Linked DNA regions of Homo sapiens: region 2 is linked to region 1. Evidence: chromatin contacts called from ENCODE Hi-C or POLR2A ChIA-PET data. All regions are on one chromosome and are shown on one strand. Each heading gives the region's core, a stretch centred on a gene start or an enhancer-like site at or near the end of the contact. The rest is flanking DNA. Distances are from core to core; before and after follow the strand shown.

Region 1 (2,685 bases), core at 65-2,564:
ACAGGTTTGTTACATAGGTAAACATGTGCCATGGAAGTCTGCTGCACCTATCAACCCGTCATCTAGGTTTTAAGCCCAGCATGCATTAGCTATTTTTCCTAATGCTCTCCCTCCCCCAACCCCACCCCCAACAGGCCCCAGTGTGTGTTGTTTCCCTCCCTGTGTCCATGTGTTCTTATTGTTCAGCTCCCACTTATGAGTGAGAACATGCCATGTTTGGTTCTCTGTTGCTGTGTTAGTTTGCTGAGGATAACGGCTTCCAGCTTCATCCATGTCCCTCCCTGTAAAGGACATGATCTCATTCTATTTTACGGCTGCATAGTATTCCATGGTGTATATGTATCACATTTTCCTTATCCAGTATATTGATAGGCATTTCTATTGATTCCATGTCTTTGCTATTGTGAATAGTGCTGCAATGAACTTACACATGCATATATCTTCTTAATAGAATGATTTATATTTCTTTGGGTATATACCCAATAATGGAATTGTTGGTTCAAATGATATTTCTGGTTCCAGATCTTTGAGGAATAGCCACACCATCTTCCACAATGGTTTAACTAAGTTACATTCCCACCAACAGTGTAAAAGTGCTCATACTTCTCCACAACCTTGCCACCATCTGTCGTTTCTTGACTTTTTAAAAATCACCGTTCTGACTGGCGTAGATATACGTACAAGCATACATTCACATATGGGAGTCCTGGATCATGGTTTAGGATGCATTTCTTTTGTGGGTTATAATCAAAAAAGATTCAAAAATGCTAATCTAGGCCCAGCCTTGGAGGGCTCTGTGGCTATTAAACAGCTTGAAGCATAAGCAACCATGTAGAAAGATGCCGAATTTGGGGCAATGTCTTTGCAGGAGCACCATGTCCATAACCATACCAAAAACATGCTTGGCAAAATAGAGAGGTGCTTTGGATTGCCTTGAACTAGCTACTCATTAAGAAGTATTTGGTGACTCTGTTCTCTTTACAAGCCATCTGTATTGCCAGTCTCATTTGACAGCCTTTCTACTCAAAGGCCCCTAATTATTTAATTACTAATAGTAAGTTGATAGGAATTTATAACAAAAAATTTCAATTGACCTCTGATAGTAGGTGACAACATTTATTTCTATTATAAGAAAATTCCTTGGGAAATTCTACTTTGAAATTTGGACTCAGATGTTTAATACCTTTTAGGCAGTACATTCACCTAAGGAAGGTATTGTTTGAGGAAGCAGACATTGTTAAATACCTTTCCTTCCAAATTACTCAGAATGATAAAGAGCTAGGTCCCCTTGCAGGCATATACATTCACTTGGTGTTTCCTATATTGCCTGGAGTTTCTGCTTTCACTTCTATTTCAAGCATCCTTCCTGTACGTAAAAACAGGGGGTTCCTACAAAGGAGGAAATGAAACCAGCAGCTGTAATCATGAAAATGAGAAAGTATTTTTTCCCTCCAACCTGTATAAATGGTGGAGTCTATGTCATAACTGAAGAATATTCTTCCTATATCAGCTTTTTCAGATCAACATTCTAATGTTGACTCTCTTTGAGATTCTAACCAGGAGTAGCACCTTGTGCTTATCTACAGCCTCCTCATGGAACCAAATCATTTCATTTTACAAATGAAGAAACTGAGGCCTAGGTAAGCTTGTCACTAGCCCAAGTTCAGAAAACCTGTTACTGGGAGATCTGACATGGTGAAAGTGTTCCACAGCAGACTGGTTATATTACACTAACTTATTGCATTTAGACTCTTTTTCAAGGATGCCTTAAATCTTTGAGAGAAGTGTAATACCTGACTCAGGTATTTTAAATCTATTATTGAGTCTCCACATGGAAGTTTCTCCTCTTACTGAAAATCATGCTAGATGGGTACAACTAATAAATCCTAATACATTTAATAAGTGATATAATATGACCTTAAATTCCTTGCTATAGTTTCCATGTACTTCAGAAACAGAGGAATAAAAGCTATATTTTCTTTCTCAAGATATCTGTGAGGAAGATCAATGGTGAGTAGATTTCCCTCTAGTATGGACATTCTGTGAACAAAATTCTCTTTATCCATTTGGATGCCATGAAGTAATATATTACCAATAAATATAAAAACAATACACCTGGTTTAAGTATAAGGCTTGAATCACTGCTACTTCAAAAGGAGTCGAAGGATTTTATTTATAGGTTGGAGAATACAGGAGATTCAGAAAAGGAATAGCCTTTTAAAAATCATTATTTCGAATGAGAAAAGGAAGACAAAGTTTAAAATAAGCAAGATGAGAGAGAAAAAACTTTTTGACATCTGAGTAAACAAAACAACCTCAGATGTCTTTGATTAGTGTTTTCACACAGGGTGCTGTCAAGAAAGTTTCCATCCAAATGAATTCTATTTTTTAGTTCATATCTTTGTAAAATACATCTTGCTAGAAAAATGAATTTATCTTGTATAATTTATACAATATGGTTAAAACTGACAAAAGAAAATAAAATATTAAGGCAAAATTAAAACAATCTGGTAAAAAAAATTATGTTCAAATATCAAATACATAAATTCACAAAATAAGTGGAAAAATCTAAATACACTGATATGTACAATGACCAATAAATATACACATTGACATATACCCTTTCAATATACTAGGCAATAATTGAGCTCTTAATGGAGATTATGTTGCAAAGCAAAAATATTT
Region 2 (2,685 bases), core at 60-2,559, 89 kb after region 1:
AATAGTACTTTATCTATTATTTACAAATATTACAAATTTCTTCTCCCTGTCAATGGCTTCTGTTTTAACATTGTTTATGAGTAACTAGTTACTAATTAAATACAGAAGCCAAAAGAAGTAAGCACAGACTCTGGACTTGGCACTATTACATGAACCCTTCAATAAGCTAAAAGATGAAAAAATTAAGACTCAAAAACAAAGTTGTAACTAGAGGAACCAACGTTTAAAGTTGCATCTGGAAACCACAAATCTAGTGTTCTCCACAAACCAACACACTTTCTCATGTGTTCCCTCTTGCAGAAACATTGTAAAGCCTTATCACTCACTGTTAAAATGTGCAAAGATAGAATTTATGGCATCAGAAATATTTAGGAAAGCTTGCTAAAAAGCCAGAGATTTTTATTTTTTAAAACTGGGATTAGTCATAGAAATATGCATTGTAAACAAGCTTCCCAGGTGATAATGATACAGCCTGCCAGTGAGCCAGACTTTGAAGACACTCTTGACAGACAGTTGAGAAACCAGAGCTCTTACTGAAGCTGGTGGGGGCCCATAGAAAGTCTGGGTGTTCCAGCTGCCAGGGCAAATATTTGATGTGCCTCCCTCCTGCTGATCTAGAGACTCCATGAGGTTAGGGATATGCCTCTTCTGTTTACTCCCAGCATCTAGCACAGTGCCCAACTCGGTAAATACTTGTTGAATGAGGAAATGCTCTACTTAACACATTCTGTAAGCCACTGCCCCTGGCTAGGAAGAGTCTTAGGAAATCCCGCACCTAGCCTCAAATTCTCAACTTATCTCTCCTGTTAAAAGGGAGATAGGCACCAATGATTCATTCCACATGCCAAGTGCTCTTGGCCTCAGTTATTGACCCTCTGGACTGACAATTGTCATCCAAAAGTACATATCATGAAAACAAATGATCCTAATTATGGTTGTATCTATAAAATGACAGTCAATTCAGTAGAGAAGCAAATTTATCTAACTCTTTACTATGTGAAAGCAAATACCCACAGTTTCTTTGTAAGCTAATGCTCAAAAGGTACTTATTAGTTCCCCTTTCCATACCTCTCTTTTCACCTTATCCTGGTTCCATAAAGTAGAACAAGTTCCTAAGGGCCCCATAACTAATGAGTTCTCTTTGAGGAAAGCATGATTCATTGAGCCTAAGCTTTTAGCCCTGACAATTACCTGCATCCAGTTTAAACCACCCCTGTCTTTAATCACAACTGTCAGCATTTTCCTTCCTCTATGCTTTAGTCATACACTGTTGAGAAGATCAGTGGGTCTTCTCTCCAAGGCAGGCCAGCAATGATGCCTTTAAGCTAGATAAGAACGTACCATGGCAGATCTGGCTGTGATGCAATGTTCAGAGATGTTTAGCAGGGAAGAAAAAAAAAGTCAGCATGTCTGAGAGCTTTGTCACCTCCAACCAGTTCCAGTTCCTTAAAGGAGTAGATATCTCTGAATATTCTCAAAAGGTGTAATGAAGAGAGGCCCAGAGAAGTATATCTGAGTGAAAAGTAGGATACAGTCATGAGGGGATGCAGTTCAGGGAGGTTCTCACTTATCTTCGATATTTTTATTTTTAGAAATAACATTAAAATTATTTTAAGTATAAAGATGTCAAAACTCCTTATAGGCTTAATCAAGAAACTCACGGAAATGTTACTGAAAGATAGAATGAAGTCATCTTCTCCATAGCTAGAGGAGGTGATACTGGGACGCTTATTTTCTCATTCCTAAAGTGTGGTGAGATCAGTGGCATGAGCTGCAGGTGGCAGCTGAACAGAGGTGGGCGGAATATCTTCTCTGGAGGAGGGTATGGAATTCATTCTCTCTCTTCCACAGGCCAGCAGCCAAGCACAACCCTCTTCTGATCTTCAGAACAATTGGCTTCTCTTCAATTCTTCCCTGGAAGAGGCAGACTGAAGGGGGATCCACATAGAACTGTTGTTTGGGCCTCCTGCACTGTGGGTGTGTGTGGGAGACACTTACAAGCATAATGCACACAGAGTATAGGAATTTATTGGCTGGTTTCATCAACTGACTGTAGTTTCTACAGCTCAGATGAACCAAACCCATTTTTTTGCCTGAAAAGTTATATATAGCCTCCTGAAAATGTTTTAAGACATGTAATTCTGATTAATTTGCACCTGACTCATAAAACCATTTTTCCTATGAGCTTAGTATTATATGATAATTACTTTCTGATCTTTTTAAAGCTCTTGGCCATGGAAACAGGAAGTGGGAAAACAAACTGGAAAATAAAAAAGTTCAAATTTAGGGCAAAATCCAAGAGTCACGAAAATTCTGGCACTATGTATTTTCTGATCTTGACATCACAAATAACCAGTTTTGCCACAGTTGTTTTGAGAAGAAATAAAGACTAGAGTTAAAACAAAGTGTCTGTGGGAGAAAAAAAAATCATATCCCAATTGTTTCCTTATCTTTTTTACACATAAACTAGTGTTTGATGGGAAAAAACAAGATGGAAAAATGACTCTTGGTCTTCTTATGACAGGTTGATTCATACTCCTCATGTCTCAAAAGCTTCAAGCTTCTCAAGCCTCTCTCCCATGATCCAATCTTTCTCACCTATTATTTGCTTCTCCCCTCTCCCCACAAGTGCAGGTATGTGAGTGTGTGTATATGGGTGTATACATGCATGTGTGTGCATGTATG

What was found. Hi-C counts contacts between places; a loop is a spot of excess contacts on that map. ChIA-PET counts read pairs that join two places held with the same protein, here RNA polymerase II (POLR2A). Pooled maps may share reads with other maps.
Region 2: a map of OCI-LY7 shows a loop between it and region 1 (2.5-fold over the local background). The contact joins two enhancer-like sites. A Hi-C loop is called at or near these places in 2 of 168 maps with a recorded cell type or tissue (OCI-LY7 and naive thymus-derived CD4-positive, alpha-beta T cell), 15 of 37 single-sample maps with no recorded cell type and 11 of 50 pooled maps. POLR2A ChIA-PET finds 5 or more read pairs at or near these places in 2 of 52 experiments (activated CD4-positive, alpha-beta T cell and activated T-cell).

The regions. Positions count from the first base shown.
Region 1 is chr4:81,560,942-81,563,626 of GRCh38, forward strand. No RefSeq gene overlaps it. Among named protein-coding and RNA genes, the nearest start is that of RASGEF1B, 90 kb to the left of the region's middle. RefSeq lists an enhancer at 1,594-1,763. Within about 2 kb of position 1,315, at least 6 of the 41 ENCODE cell types and tissues checked have a DNase peak (open chromatin) inside an H3K27ac peak, as active enhancers do; they include OCI-LY7, where a contact is called at or near this core.
Region 2 is chr4:81,650,387-81,653,071 of GRCh38, forward strand. No RefSeq gene overlaps it. Among named protein-coding and RNA genes, the nearest start is that of RASGEF1B, 180 kb to the left of the region's middle. Within about 2 kb of position 1,310, at least 4 of the 41 ENCODE cell types and tissues checked have a DNase peak (open chromatin) inside an H3K27ac peak, as active enhancers do; they include OCI-LY7, where a contact is called at or near this core.